2 separate regions of the Homo sapiens genome follow, and region 2 is linked to region 1. Evidence: chromatin contacts called from ENCODE Hi-C or POLR2A ChIA-PET data. All regions are on one chromosome and are shown on one strand. Each heading gives the region's core, a stretch centred on a gene start or an enhancer-like site at or near the end of the contact. The rest is flanking DNA. Distances are from core to core; before and after follow the strand shown.

The links. A loop is a pair of places that touch in the nucleus more often than their neighbours do. ChIA-PET counts read pairs that join two places held with the same protein, here RNA polymerase II (POLR2A). Pooled maps may share reads with other maps.
Region 2: a loop to region 1 is called in a map of CD8-positive, alpha-beta T cell, with 18 times the contacts of the local background. The contact joins the promoter of GEMIN4 here to the promoter of VPS53 in region 1. A Hi-C loop is called at or near these places in 21 of 168 maps with a recorded cell type or tissue (B cell, CD14-positive monocyte, CD4-positive, alpha-beta T cell and 14 more), 36 of 37 single-sample maps with no recorded cell type and 34 of 50 pooled maps. POLR2A ChIA-PET finds 5 or more read pairs at or near these places in 25 of 52 experiments (A549, B cell, CD4-positive, alpha-beta T cell and 19 more).

What each region holds. Positions count from the first base shown.
Region 1 is chr17:708,429-716,088 of GRCh38, forward strand. It overlaps VPS53 (VPS53 subunit of GARP complex), which reads right to left and starts at 6,411. Exons shown (of 22, transcript NM_001128159.3): 1 at 6,195-6,411; 2 at 2,105-2,185. The coding sequence starts at 6,281. RefSeq lists an enhancer at 6,883-6,952.
Region 2 is chr17:748,059-755,718 of GRCh38, forward strand. It overlaps GEMIN4 (gem nuclear organelle associated protein 4), which reads right to left and starts at 4,206. Exons shown (of 2, transcript NM_015721.3): 1 at 4,075-4,206. The coding sequence starts at 4,084. It also overlaps the pseudogene DBIL5P. RefSeq lists an enhancer at 3,486-3,545 and silencers at 3,726-4,145, 4,326-4,585.

The DNA of each region.
Region 1 (7,660 bases), core at 5,161-7,660:
CTGCTACTGCTATCTTCTAAGAACTTAAAGGAGGAGCCAGGTGTACAGGTGGAACATGAAAGTGGACCAGGAGCATGACCACTGAAGCACAGCACCACAGGGAGATGCTGAAGCCTCCGGATGACTGTGGGCAGGCCTGGGGAATGTCAGGCCCCCCACGAGAGCTGGTGGAGCAGAGTGTTCTCTAACTCCCCCAGGGAAAGGGAGACTCCCTTTCACAGTCCGCTAAGTAACGGGTGCCTTCCCAGGCACTGGCACTACCGCAAGACCAAGGTGCCTTCAAGCAGCCCTTATCCAGGCATGACAGAGGTTCTCACTGTTGTCTTCTGGTCTCCTGACTCTGTATGGCCTGGTTTTTCCTTGGTCGTAATAATGAAACAAAGATTAATACTAAAGACTAATGATTGATAATATCCATATACAATCATCTCTATATCCTATTTCTATTATAACTCTACTTATTTAACTATTTTCTTTATTATATTGGAACAGGTTGTGCCTTCAGTCTCTTGCCTCGGCACCTGGGTTTCTTTCCGCCCACGCCTTCCTTCCCTCATCATCCTGGAAGAGATACCTAGCTGCTGGCTCTGTCTAGAATACTGTTCTGCCAGACTGCTGCAAGCTTGACTCCTTCCTGTCCATCAGGTCTCAGCTTAGAGGGAACCACCTCACAGAGAACTTCCCGTTAAGCCCCTTTATTTAAAGGACCCTCCGCAGCACGCTCTGTCACGGAACCTGCCTGGTATCACGGCGCATCACGCTCTGTCACGGAACCTGCCTGGTATCACGGCGCAGCACGCTCTGTCACGGAACCTGCCTGGTATCACGGCCACCATGTTTGATCATCTCTAGTGTATTTGTTGGTTTATTTCTTGTCTTTCTCCCTACACTAGACTCCATAAGACCAAGACCAGATTTGTCATGTTTACATTTCTCCCTAGTTTCTAAAAATAATACCTGACACTTAGCAGACATTTAATAAACGACTGCTACGTTTTACTAAATGAATACATGAATGAATCCCTCAAGCTCGGCAGACAGGCTACCTCCTCTCTGAAGTTGTGATTTTCCTTGGAAGAACTGGTCTTTGTTTCCTTACCGCACTGTCCCACTGTCACTGACGGCATTCGCCAGGGTCTCCCACCACTTGATCCTGCACACCTCAAGGGCATGGACTGGACCTTATCATCTCTGCACCCTCAGCACCTAGCACAGTGACTGACAACACATGACAGGCACCTACTGAACAACTGCTGACTGAAAAAATGGAAACGAAGCGGGACTCTCACTGCCCTTCTCCCAACTCTGCTACTTCCAGTTCTGGTCTACTTCTCACCCAAACACCCAAAAACCAATTTTGTAAGAAAATCCATCTCCACAGGAAAATCACCGGACAAAAAATAATAAAACGTGAAGTCTAAAAATCTGTATCTTGAGGCCGGGCGCAGTGGCTCACGCCTGTAATCCCAGCACTTTAGGGGGCCAAGGCAGGTGGATCACGAGGTCAGGAGTTTGAGACCAGCCTGGCCAACATGCTGAAACCCCGTCTCTACTAAAATCACAAAAATTAGCCAGGCGTGATGGTGGGTACCTATAGTGCCAGCTACTCAGGAGGCTGAGGCAGAAGAATCGCCTGAACCCAGGAGGCAGACGTTGCAGTGAGCCGAGACCGCGCCATTGCACTCCAGCCTGAACGACAACAGCAAAACTCCGTCTCAAAAAAACTAATAAATAGAAATAAAAATTTACATCTTGAAATAGAGGTGAAAGTGGCTTTATGATTCTGGGCTTATCCTGCCTGCCTCACCCCCACTTGTCCCTACTACATTATAAAAATCCTTTCCACTTTCAATTTACAGCAGAAAATTTGGGAGGACTCTCACAACCTAAGAGTACAATTATTAATAATATGTTCACTATACAATGAATTCCATTCCAACACAGTGTAGCTCACTGCCCCAGCTGGTGATGATGGAGTTTGATTTGAATTTAACTCTCCCTTGTGTATCAAGGGCCCGTAGATGATCTAGTGTAACACACGAAGCATAACACCCAAGATGTGCCAAAAGCTGCTGAAAGGAAGGAAACCTGAAACTCTACTTACTTGCTCGGTTGGGAACAGGGTATTGATATACTCAACAGCATTGAAATCTGCTCGATCTAGAGGGTCCTGGCTTGGAAACACCTATATAGAAAGAGAGGAGTATATATAAAAACATGTAGTATACCGTAAATATATATAATTTTAATTTGTCAATTAAAAGGAAAGGGCCGGGCACGGTGGCTCATGCCTGTAATCACAGCACTTTGGGAGGCCAAAGCAGATGGATCACCTGAGGTCAGGTCTCTACTAAAAATAAAAACTTGGCTGGGTGTGGTGTTGGCGCACACCTGTAATCCCAACTACTCAGGAGGCTGAGGCAGGAGAATTGCTTGAACCCGGGAGGCGGAGGTTACAGTGAGCCGAGATCACACCACTACACTCCAGTCTGGGCGAAAGAGCAAGACTCTGTCTCAAAATTAAATTAATTAATTAATTAATTAAAATAAGGCTGCGCGGATCGCTTGAGCTCAGGAGTTGGAGACTGGCCTGGGCAACATGGTGAAACCACATCTCTACAAAAAAAAATTAGCTGGGTGCCATGGCACATGCCTGTCATAGTCCCAGCTACGTGGGAGGCTGAGATGGGAGGATCACCAGAGCCCAGGAGGTTGAGGTTGCAGTGAGCCGAGATTCTATCACTGAACTCCAGCCTGGGCGACAGAGTGAGATCCTCTCTCAAAAACAGTCCACCTCTAAGACATACAGCTAACTCCCTAACAACCTGAAGAACACGCAACAAGGTGGATGATACAAGCAGCCAAATTATCCACTGGACACTGGGTCTCACCCAGCTTGATAGAGTTACAACTGTGGGAAGCAACTTCATCTCTGAAGAAGCCTTCCAAAGAAATATAGAGTCAAAAAATCAAAATATCTTCAAGACAACTGTTAGAAAAGCTGAAGCCTTCTACCACATCAAGAGGAGGTGGATGAGAAGAAAGTGAAGATGTTTTCTTTTTAAAATGTTCAGCATTGCTGTTTCCATAATGCACATATACACAGGTTATTTACACAGTCTCAATGATACGTGCTCACCAGAGGGAAAGTATAACCCACAGAGAGCAGGATACAAGAGATACAAACTATTTCCTCAAGTTGCTCTCAGTTTCTGTATTCCTCTCACGACTCCTAGGTTTTAGTGCTGTCCTAGGTTTTAAATTGTTTTCATGTAACAAGGCTCCTAACAAAAGCCAGCTGAAAAAAGAATGACTGGTTCCAATGATGGAGGAAAAAAACTAACAGCCCTAGACTTATCAGAGATGCATACGTGGTACTTCATGGGCAATTTTTTTTTTTTTTTTTGACACGGAGTCTCGCGCTGTCACCCAGGCTGGAGTGCAGTAGCGCGATCTTGGTTCACTACAAGCTCCACCTCCCAGGTTCATGCCATTCTCCTGTCTCAGCCTCTTGAGAAGGTGGGACTACAGGCGCTCGCCACCATACCCGGCTTATTTTTTGTGTTTTTAGTAGAGAAGGGGTTTCACCGTGTTGGCCAGGATGGTCTCAATCTCCTGAACTTGTGATCCACCCGCCTCGGCCTCCCAAAGTGCTGGGATTACAGGCGTGAGCCTCCACACCCGGCCTTCATGGGCAATTTAAAGAACTTCAGGGCAGAGTGATTTTCATGTCTAGAGTGACTTTCGCCTTTTTTTTTTTTTTTTTTTTCGAGATGGAGTCTCACTCTGTCGCTCAGGCTGGAAGGCAGTGGCACCATCTCAGCTCACTGCAACCTCTGCCTCCCGGGTTCAAGCAGTTCTTTGCCTCAACCTCCCGAGTAGCTGAGATTACGGGCACCTGCCACCATGCCCAGCTAAATTTTTGTATTTTTAGGAGAGACGGGGTTTCACCATGTTGGCCAGGCTGGTCTTGAACTCCTGACATCGTGATCCACCCGCCCTGGCCTCCCAAAGTGCTGGGATTACAGGTGTGAGCCACCGAGCCCAGCCAATTTTCACCTTATGCAATGACTCTGGGACTTCATCTTGGAGTAAAATGTGATTCCATTTTATCAACCCTTCCTGACTCCTCACACATCACTACTCTTTACAAGTATGCTACTACAGAATTTCATTCAGAGTGCTAAAGTAAGAAAAAATTCTGAATTCATCTTGACATAATGATGTCTGAATTCTGCTTGACATAAAGATGTCTGCTATACTATCACTCAAACTTATTCTTACAAAATAGGAAAAATGTCAGAATTCACCGCTATGTAATTCATCCATGTAATCAAAAACCACCTGTACCCCAAAAGCTGTTGAAACAAACAAAAGAAATAGCAAAAATGTGCTTTTCTGATACCTGTCAACCAAACAGTAACTGACTGCATTATTCTTTTCTTCCATGAGAGCCCACTAGTCCAAAGAGCAACAGAAATGTTATGTCTTTTTCTGGCAAAAGGAGGTAAGTGGTGGAGCCGTGTGGCCGGAACACTAAAAGCTTCCTGCCCAATGGTTTGGCGTTCTCAGGCTAGGACAAAGTTGGTTGTATAAGTAATCCAACCACTACTGGAAAAACACACATCGAAGCGTCAATGAATGCACCTGTAGTCCCAGCTACTCGGGAGGCTGAGGCAGGGTTATCACTTGAGCCCCAGGAGTTCGAGGCTGCAGTGAGCTACGATTATGCCACTGTACTCCAGCCTGGACAACAGAGCAAGACCCTATCTCAAAAAAAAAAAGTTTCCCAGGGGTCATTAAATAAGGCATAATGGAATTGTCCATTTCCTCAATCATAAATCCCTTTCTTAAATCATATAACTTCATGACAATTCCTTTAAGGGAGATTTTCTCCGTTTATCAGGAGCAATACCCTGCAGTATTAGAAATCACTATTTCTGACCGGGTGCAGTGGCTCACACCTGTAATCCCAGCACTTTGGGAGGCCGAGGCGGGCGGATAGCCTGAGGTCAGGAGTTCAAGACCAGCCTGGCCAACATGGTGAAACCCGGTCTCTACTAAAAATACAAAAATTAGCTAGGCATGGTAGCGGTTGCCTGTAGTCCCAGCTACTCAGGAGGCTGAGGCAGGAGAATCACTTGAACCTGGAAGCGGAGGTTGCAGTGAGCCGAGATGGCACCCCTACACTCCAACCTGGGCGAAAGAGCGAGACTCCGTCTCAGAAAACAAAAAAAAAGAAAAAAAGAAAAGAAAAAAATCACTATTTCTAATATCATTAGCCTTAAAAACTCAATAAACTTGCAAAGGCAAGAGTTCCTGCAGGCAGGGCCGCGCGTGGTGGCTCACGCCTGTAATCCCAGCACTTTGGGAGGCCAAGGCGGGCGGGTTACTTGAGCTCAGGAGTTCGAGACCATCCTGGCCAAAACGGTGAAACCCCCGTCTTTACCCCAAAAAAAAAAAAAAATTAGCCGGGTGTGGTGGCGTGCGCCTGTAATCACAGCTACTCAGGAGGCTGAGACAGGAGAATCGCTTGAACTCGGGAGGCGGAGGTCGCAGTGAGCCGAGATCGTGCCGTTGCACTCCAGCCCGGGCGACAGAGCGAGAATCCGTCTCAAAAAAAAAAAAAAAAAAAAGTTCCTGAAGGGAAAAGAGGCCCCTTGGGAGTATTCTCCAACCTCACCCAAACTATTCAACGGTAGGAATTCTCAACCTTTTAAGAATGGTAACGATGTCATTTTTCAACACTTTCTCTCTTCTCTGCCGTCCGCTTCAGAAATTAAAGTCATTCCCTTCCCCCAGTTCCAAGCCACTCACGAGGTGCCAGCTTGCAAAACCGGGGCGTTGGCACGAGTCTGGTAAATGCATGAAGCCCCCACAGTCCCCAGAATCTGAGGATGGCACCCAAGGCCTGCATTCTCCTAGCGTCGTCCTCTCTAAGCGCACAATTCCTTTCCCCAAAACCACCAGAACCCCCAGCCCTCGCCAAAGACAATCAAAGCCTAGAAAGGGTTCTCTTTCCTTTCCTTCTGATTCAGAAACCGCTTCTCACCCGCACCACCTCCCCACCTCCACTTTCCCTTCTGCCGCGAGCCCCCGGCCCTCCGTCCACCCGCCGCGGCCTCCCCAGCGCCCGGAGCTGCCGTCTCCCCTCCCGCACTCCCGTTTCCCCTCCTGAGGGGCGGAACGCTTACCTGCTCGATGGCCAGCTGCACCTCGGGCGTGAGCTGCAGCACGGCTTCCAGCTCCTCCACGAACTCCAGTTCCTCCTCCTCCATCATTCCGCCACCCGGCCCCCTGCCGACCCCCGCCGCGAGCCCAACTCAGGCCTCCAGCCGCCACCCAGGCCCCAGCACAGCAACTCCCTCGCGGCAGCGACCTGGTGAGCCCGGCTCCGTCAGCCGCTCTGTCAGCCGCTCCGGCACTTCCGGCAGGCCAGGGCACTTCCGGGACCGGGGAACTGTGGGATCACGGCGGACTGAGACTGGCGGCGTTCCTGTCACGTCAGGTGTCTCCCGGGCAACGCAGTATCCCGGCGGCCCCGCGTGGCCTCAGCGCGTCCTTAGGATGGGCGGGGCCTCTTCCCTCCCCAAGGCGCGCCCCGCACTGAGGACCCCGAGGTTGGGGTAGGGTCTGGCCTCCAGCAGGACGCCCGGATGAAAGTCAGCCCTGCGGCGTCGCCAACCGCAGCCCACAGCCTCCGCGGGCAGCGCAGCGGCGACCTCTCAGCTCCCGGGGCCCCCTCGGTCAGTGGCAGCGGGTGTCCCCGGCCACGGGGGCGACGTGATCCCAGCTGGCGAGTGGCGATGTCGCCAAGGACATTCGTAGGACGGGACAGTGCCCACTCGATAGAAATTCCCCGTGCGCCGGGCTCTGCGCAGAAGCTTTTCGAGGTGACTGCAGCCTCCTTATGGGGAGAAACGTCTTTTTTTTTTTTTTTTTTTTTTTTGAGACGGAGTCTTACTTGTTGCCCAGGCTGGAGTGCAACGGCGCGATCTCGGCTCACTGCAACCCCGCCTGCTGGGTTCAAGCGATTCTCCTGTCTCAGCCTCCCGAGTAGCTGGGATTACAGGCGCCCGCCACCACGCCCAGCTAATTTTTGTATTTTTAGTGGAGACGAGGTTTCACCATGTTGGCCAGGCTGGTCTCGAACTCTTGACCTCGTGATCCGCCCGCCTCGGCCTCCCAAAGTGCTGGGATGACAGGCGTGAGCTACTGCGCCCGGCCAGAAACGTTTTTTTAAAGCCAGATGACGCAGCGCCCTGGAGCTGGGGAGACGTTTACTGAGGTTGAATATCCGGGATCTAAGTCCTGAATAGTCCACCATTGATAAGTTGTGTGACTTGGAACAAATTACTACCCCGCGTCGATGTGGAGAGGATTAAACATTAACAGCGCGATGTAAATTCAAGCTGGTAATACAGGAAATAGTGAGGTGCCCAGCCCTTACCCCCACAAAGGAACAAATAAGCCAGATCACCGATCACCCTGTGAAACCACCTTTCCTGCAGACACTGAAAAGAAGGAGGGAATTGCAGCCCAAGGAGGACCCGCTCCACCAGGTGAACCGGGAAACTCCAGGAGGGAAACGCGTTGGCCCCACTGAACTTTTTTTTGTTGTTGTTATCAGAGTTGCTCAAAGTAAAAAATAGGAGCAGTA
Region 2 (7,660 bases), core at 2,956-5,455, 37 kb after region 1:
AGTATAGTGAAAATGTTTCCAGATGGCCACTGCTGTTAGTAGGCTGTCATGGTTTGAGATGACAAGGGTTTTAAAGGACATCAGCGGACGGGGAGAAGGGATGACTACAAGAGCCACTGCACAGCTGGAGTCAGAAGGACTTGGCCGAGGAATCCAGAATGGCTTCCGAGCTCTCCAGCCTGGGAACTGGGAGGCCACCAGGTGACATCACATACAGGGAATGGAGGAGAATCAGAGCAGGTGTGAGGAAAGATGAGTTCAGCTTTGGCCATCAAGGTACAGATGTCCTCCAGCAACGGAAATGCCAGGTGGAAGTTCAGGAGGGAAGTAAGCTGGGAAATGTGATTCTGAGAGGTATCTGCCCAGAGGGGATCACCGGAACCAAGACGGTGAATGAGATCCTTCAGGAAAAGTGTGTGAAAAGAAAAAGCTGGGCTGCTGAGGCGAGACCCTCCAGCAAAGGCTGGGCCAGCAGAGGATGTGGGGAGAGGGGTTTAGAAATAGGAGGACAGTACAAACTACAGGGGCCACTGAGCATGTACCACAGGACATGACAGCTGAGCTTCTCATGACAGATGAAGGGAGCATAGCCACAGGGTAATGGGCACAGAGCAATCACACAGCCACAGGGTAACAGGCACAGCAGCAATCACACGGCCACAGGATAATGGGCACAGAGCAATCACACAGCCACAGGGTAATGGGCACAGAGCAATCACACAGCCACAGGGTAATGGGCACAGCAGCAATCACACAGCCACAGGATAATGGGCACAGCAGCAATCACACAGCCACAGGGTAATGGGCACAGAAGCAATCACACGGCTACAGGATAATGGGCACAGAGCAATCACACAGCCACAGGATAATGGGCACAGAGCAATCACACGGCCACAGGATAATGGGCACAGAGCAATCACACGGCCACAGGGTAATGGGCACAGCAGCAATCACACGGCCACAGGGTAATGGGCACAGAGCAATCACACGGCCACAGGATAATGGGCACAGAGCAATCACACGGCCACAGGATAATGGGCACAGAGCAATCACACGGCCACAGGATAATGGGCACAGAGCAATCACACGGCCACAGGGTAATGGGCACAGAGCAATCACACGGCCACAGGGTAATGGGCACAGAGCAATCACACGGCCACAGGATAATGGGCACAGAGCAATCACACGGCCACAGGGTAATGGGCACAGCAGCAATCACACGGCCACAGGGTAATGGGCACAGCAGCAGTCACACGGCCACAGGGTAATGGGCACAGAGCAATCACACGGCCACAGGGTAATGGGCACAGCAGCAATCACACGGCCACAGGATAATGGGCACAGCAGCAATCACACAGCCACAGGGTAATGGGCACAGAAGCAATCACACGGCTACAGGATAATGGGCACAGAGCAATCACACAGCCACAGGATAATGGGCACAGAGCAATCACACAGCCACAGGATAATGGGCACAGCAGCAATCACACAGCCACAAGGTAATGGGCACAGCAGCAATCACACGGCTACAGGGTAATGGGCACAGAGCGATCACACGGCCACAGGATAATGGGCACAGAGCAATCACACAGCCACAGGGTAATGGGCACAGCAGCAATCACGCAGCCACAGGGTAACGGGCACAGCAGCAGTCACACAGCCACAGGGTAATGGGCACAGAGCAATCACATAGCCACAGAGCAATGGGCACAGAAGGAATCAGACAAGCCCTGCCTTCACTCTTTATAAACTTGCCTTGGGAACAGGCTTCAAACATTCTTCTAGCTTTCAGGGAAACGGTCCACCCCACAGCTCCTTCCAGTCAAAAACAAGGTACTCATGGCCCTAGCTCTGTGGGAGAAACCAGGGAGTAGATACAGAAAATACTGTGCTAGATTAAGCCTTCCTTCAGGGAACTAACGATTGACACAGACTTACCATGGAAAACATCTTGGGATGTTTAATCAGACATGGGTTTAAATCCTAGTTCAGCCATTTAAAAATGATGTGATTCTGGCCAGGTTCAGTGGCTAGCACTTGTAATCCCAGCTACTTGGGGGGCTGAGGCAGGTGGATCCCTGAGGCCAGGAGTTCAAGACTAGCTGGGGTAACACAGTGAGACTCCCCCTCCATCTCCGAAAAAAAAAAAGGGATGTGATCTTGGTCAGATTGCTTCTCCAAGCCTTCCTTCTGCATATGTGGGGATAATACAGACTTCATGTTATGCCTTTGGGGATCATGTGATATATACCAGTCAAGCCCTTGCTAGTGGGTTGGCACTGCTATCTCCTGACCCCATCTCCCCGGGACGCTATGATGGATAAATGAGATAGAGCTACAGTAAGAATCCAGTTACAGAGTCTAATTAGGTGCTCAGTAAATGTTGGTTTCCCCAAACCTTTTCATGGTTGGCAAGACCAGAATCTTGTCACTATTCTTTGCCTCCCCCAGCTCAGAAACATCAAAGGATGTAGGTCTTTATCAGGTATGTTTCCTTTGGCCCAGAAACTAAAACGAGGGTGCAAACACTGCTCCCTATTCCTCATTCCTGAGTCATCTCCCCTTTCCCAGGAGTGAGAGATGCTACTCCTTCCTCAGTCTGTCATGCCCCCAAGAGCTCATATTCCCCATTTTCACAGGCCAGACACCAGCAGAGAAAACACTGACTCCAGGAGACTAAGGACCATCTTACCCCTCCCACCATTTATGGGAGCGGCAGCAGGCCAAGGGCTCAGCACTATGTAACCCACTTGTGGAGGCAATCCATCTCATCTCACAGTGGCTGAGACCGACTCCCAGGGAGGGTTACGCTGCGAAGGGGACCTCCCTGGGGGTTACCGCCCTTCTTTCTGGCTCAGGAGGCTCTCCCAGGGTCCCAAAATATAGTCCCTCCTGACGCTGTAAATTTAATTTTATTGCATTATTGGCTTAGTTGAGCAGATGTTTGGCCCTAAACACCTGCCTTCCAGGCGCATTAAGTACGCACAGTTTGAAGTAGTAAGTCCCAGGGCGGTTACTAGCTGGAAAATACTCCGGTACTCTATCATGGATGGTTAACTAGTGCTTGCCACAGCCCGCTTCTTAGGTTTATTAAGCACCTACTCCATGCCAGACACTGTGCTAGGTGGTACACAGGTAAGATCTCTTCTATTCACAATCACCTTTTGAGGACTAGTATTCCTGCTCTAGAGATAAGGACACTGAGGCGCAGAAACGATTTGCTGAGGGTGTCCCAGCCTGAATGTGGTGGGGCTGGGAAGCAATTACGGCTGAGGGGCTCCAAGCCCTTAGAGCTCTGCCATTCCGCTCCTGAAAAGCTGTCTGGGGGCGGGGACCAGACCATTTCCCCCCAGCCTACTACTGCTGACACATCTCGGGGTGCCTCACCCCCAGCTCTCCCAGAACAGCCTCCTGGTCTTAGCAGCGTGTGCCAAGATTTAGCAGGGAGCATCTAGTTCCTATGGGCTCCCTCCCAGACCTTGCCTGTAAGATTCTGAATCCGGACGCACGCAGGTTCACAAAGTGATACCTCAGGAGCGCAGCCGCCCCCACCGCGGGTGTGACCCGCGCAACCCCACAAGGGACACTGTACCTCGGCGATCTCAATGCAAAGTCGCCCAAAACTCAGTGGGGAGACACACTTCCATTCTCCCCGCTCTGTCGATGAGGAAACGTCATGAGCGTAAGACACTTGGAGCGTTAAGACACTTGCTCAAGAACGCAGCTGCCGTTCAGGAAATGAGGCCGTCGGGGCGCCCAGGGGTGCTCGGAGGGAGCCCGTTTCCCAAAGCACGTGCGCGAGCCCCGGGCGCTTCCAAGGGCTCTAACTTCACGTCTGCTCCGTGTTTTCAAGCGCAGGGGGCCGGAGGCGGCAAGACGCGGCCCAACGCGCGGCGGGACCCGGACCACCCCCCGCCAAGGCCACCCCGGGACCCCTAGACCCGCCCCGACGCGGGGGACGTTTCGGTCCGGGCCCGCGCGAGCGTGCGCGACAGGAGGAGACGCGACGGGGCAGCACCGCTCTGGTGGCGCATTGCTGGACGCAGCCCGGGGCCGGGGAGCCGCGGCACCCACCTAGGTCCATGGCGGCGACGCCGGCGGCTGCGCGGGGCTAACGCCCCCTCCCCTCCGAGAACTCGAACGCGGCGCGGGACGCACGGCACGATGGGAGACGCAGGAGCCACGGCGGCCGCGCTTAGGCCTGCTCACAACCTCCGCCCGGCCCCGCCCACAGCCTCCGCCGCGCACGCGCAGTCCTCACGAACGAGCGCGCCAAGCGCACAGCGCCGCCTTCCGGCAGAGCCCTCCCACCAGCCCTCAGGTACCCGGACGTCGCTCACTAGACCCCTCCGCACCGTCCCCTGCCCGGCCCCTCTTCCGGGGTCCCAGCGGGTCGGGCTCATGATTCCCCGGCCCCGCATTCACCCTCACCCGGTAACCCCGGGCGTGCCCCGCACACAGTTCACCCCCACCGAGCGCCTCCCCCGGGACGCCCACCACCCAGCGCGGCCGCACCACGCGAGGCTTCCACTCCCACCCGCCCAGCTCGCGCCACATACAGTCCCTCAACGCGCTCCTGCCGCGCCGCCCCCTCCAGACAGCAGCGTTCCGGATCCTAGACGCTTTTTGACGGCTGGTCCTCCCCAGAAAATGCGCCGTGTGAGCCCAAACATGGTGGGGTTTACGCTGGACCCCGAGCTTGCAATCTGTGCTTGACAAAACACAAACATCGCGTGCCTGTCTCCTCCCCCTGAGATCGAGTAGTAACAGCCACTCCAACTCTCCACCTCCAGCTTCTAGCACCAGGGACCGCCTCCACCACCCCATGTGCCAAGTGGAGTTCGAGCTGCGCGGCCCTCAAGCAGCTGAAGGGTCCCGTGAGCGATCAGGAGAAGCTGCTGGTCTACGGCTTGTACAAACAGGCCACCCAGGGCGACTGCGACATCCCCGGCCCTCCGGCCTCAGACGTGAGAGCCAGGGCCAAGTGGGAGGCTTGGAGCGCGAAAAAAGGGGCGTCCAAGATGGACGCCATGAGGGGCTACGCGGCCAAAGTGGAGGAGCTGACGAAGAAGGAAGTGGGGGGCGTGGAGCGCGAACAAAGGGGCGTGCAAGATGGACGCCATGAGGGGCTACGCGGCCAAAGTGGAGGAGCTGACGAAGAAGGAAGTGGGGGGCGTGGAGCGCGAACAAAGGGGCGTCCAAGATGGACGCCATGAGGGGCTACGCGGCCAAAGTGGAGGAGCTGACGAAGAAGGAAGTGGGGGGCGTGGAGCGCGAACAAAGGGGCGTCCAAGATGGACGCCATGAGGGGCTACGCGGCCAAAGTGGAGGAGCTGACGAAGAAGGAAGTGGGGGGCGTGGAGCGCGAACAAAGGGGCGTCCAAGATGGACGCCATGAGGGGCTACGCGGCCAGAGTGAGGAGATGAGGAAGAAGGAGGCTGGCTGAGGGCTCCTCGGGAATGGAAAGGGCTTCTTAGACCTTGATGGCTGAAATGTCCTGAAACTGTCGCAAGCTTAGCCGAGACATCAATAAATCACTTAAACTGCATGAGAGTGACTGCTGTTGGAAAGGAGAAACTCGGTGACTGAGTGCTGGGGAGGCGTCCAAATACACAGACTAACTTTTTGTATGGTTTTGGGTGGAGTTCCCAGCTCTCCTATTACAAGAGCGTATGTAGGTATTTGGAAGGACGAGGGGGACAGTGTGCTGTGGAAATGCCCAAGATCTGAGGGCAGGAGACCATTCTCCAGTGACAGCCTCTTGGGAGGTTGAGGCCCCAGCCCCTTATCTCTTCAAGGCTGATTTACTAATACCCCAGCACCACAGAGGGGAGAGGGACTCTGTCCTCCTAAACACTAAAGTCAAGTCCAAAAGCCCCCACTGGAACACAGGGCCTACCCGGTTCATGTTTTGAGGGAGACCAAGCTTTCCGTGATGATAATGTGATGAAACAATTGATGCGCCAGAACACAGCAGTTTAGAAACAATGGAGCAGATGGTGTCAAAATCCCAGCCCCAGAAAGGCTCACCTAAGGCCGGGCAACCAAAATGTTCCCGGGACTATTCTGTACTTAACCCTGGTTTCTGCTTAGGGGACGGTGGGACAATATGCATATGGATGTCTATGTGGGATTTGTTGCAAGAGCACAACACACCCCTTGACCTATGCAAGTGCCAGAGTGTCTGAGCCCAGCTTCTACTCCTGTTAATGATCACAGGAGCCTCATACACAACCATTGTGCATGGCGGCTGGAGTATGGAGTAGTAAATGGTATCCAGAAAGGCAGGTCTACGGTGGCATATGGGATTTCCTGGTACTTCTTCTTTAATAGAAACTATCTTCACAGATCATGACATCAGGTCAGCTGCAGTTCTCACTGGGACCAATAAACAATAGAAGCAACAACCATAAAGACTTAAGAGGACAAAGGAAACCAAACCTCACTGTGTGTCTTCAAGATCTGTTCACATAGTTGCAGGAAGTTGCTGTAGACAAAGTACATTACTAAAGAATGAAGCCCACCCAGGACATCACAGCAACGAAAGAACTATTTCTGGTAACTGTGGACCAGGTGAGAGCCACACTGTAGAACAGCAGTGCTGCCCTCTCTTCTTTGGCGAATGTTATGAAGACATTCTGATGCACTTAGGATCATGATTCATGTTAAATGTAAATTAATTGTAAAAATAATACATCTTGCTCCAAAATGTGGTGACAATTTAGAAGCTGTCCACATAGCCAGACCACTCTGTAAATCACAGAACCTAGAAAGTAAAAATGTGCCATAATTAGGACAGCAGAAAGTAACAGTAAAATAAAGTTTTAAAAAAAAAAACAGAAAATAAGGATTTATCTATTTGTATTTGCTTAAGAAGAGGTTACCTATAGGATGCAGGGGGAATGGGATTGATGGGCATGGGGTATACTGTGAAAGGAAAATAAAATCTTGGGACCAAATTCACTAAGCGAAAAGGAAAAGTTAAGCTTGGAAATTGAGTCATGGAATATGCAAAAAACTTCCTTTTGTTCCTAAACAGATAAGCTACAAGACAGAAGGCCACATATCTCCCCAGGTGGTCTCCCTCACCTGACAATATAAATTAACAGCTTATCTTCATAGGTAAGGGACAAAGACAACACCAGAAACCATCCCTCACCAGCCGAGACAAAACATAGATGTACTGAGCTGAATGCATAACTGTTCCTCTGCCTGCTGCTTTCACTGTAACATATAGATTTGGTGAGCAGTAAATGTAGATTTACTGAGCTGAATGCATAACTGTTCCTCTGCCCGCTCCTTTCACTGTAACATGTAGATTTGGTGAGCGCTAAATGTAGATTTACTGAGCTGAATGCATAACTGACTGTTCGTCTGCCCGCTCCTTTCACTGTAACATGTAGATTTGGTGAGCACTAAATGTAGATTTACTGAGCTGAATGCATAACTGAGTGTTCCTCTGCCCGCTCCTTTCACTGTAACATGTAGAGTTGGTGAGCGCTAAATGTAGATTTACTGAGCTGAATGCAAAACTGACTGTTCCTCTGCCTGCTCCTTTCACTGTAACATGTAGATTTGGTGAGTGCTAAATGTAGACTTACTGAGCTGAATGCGTAACTGTTCCTCTGCCCGCTCCTTTCACTGTAACATGTAGATTTG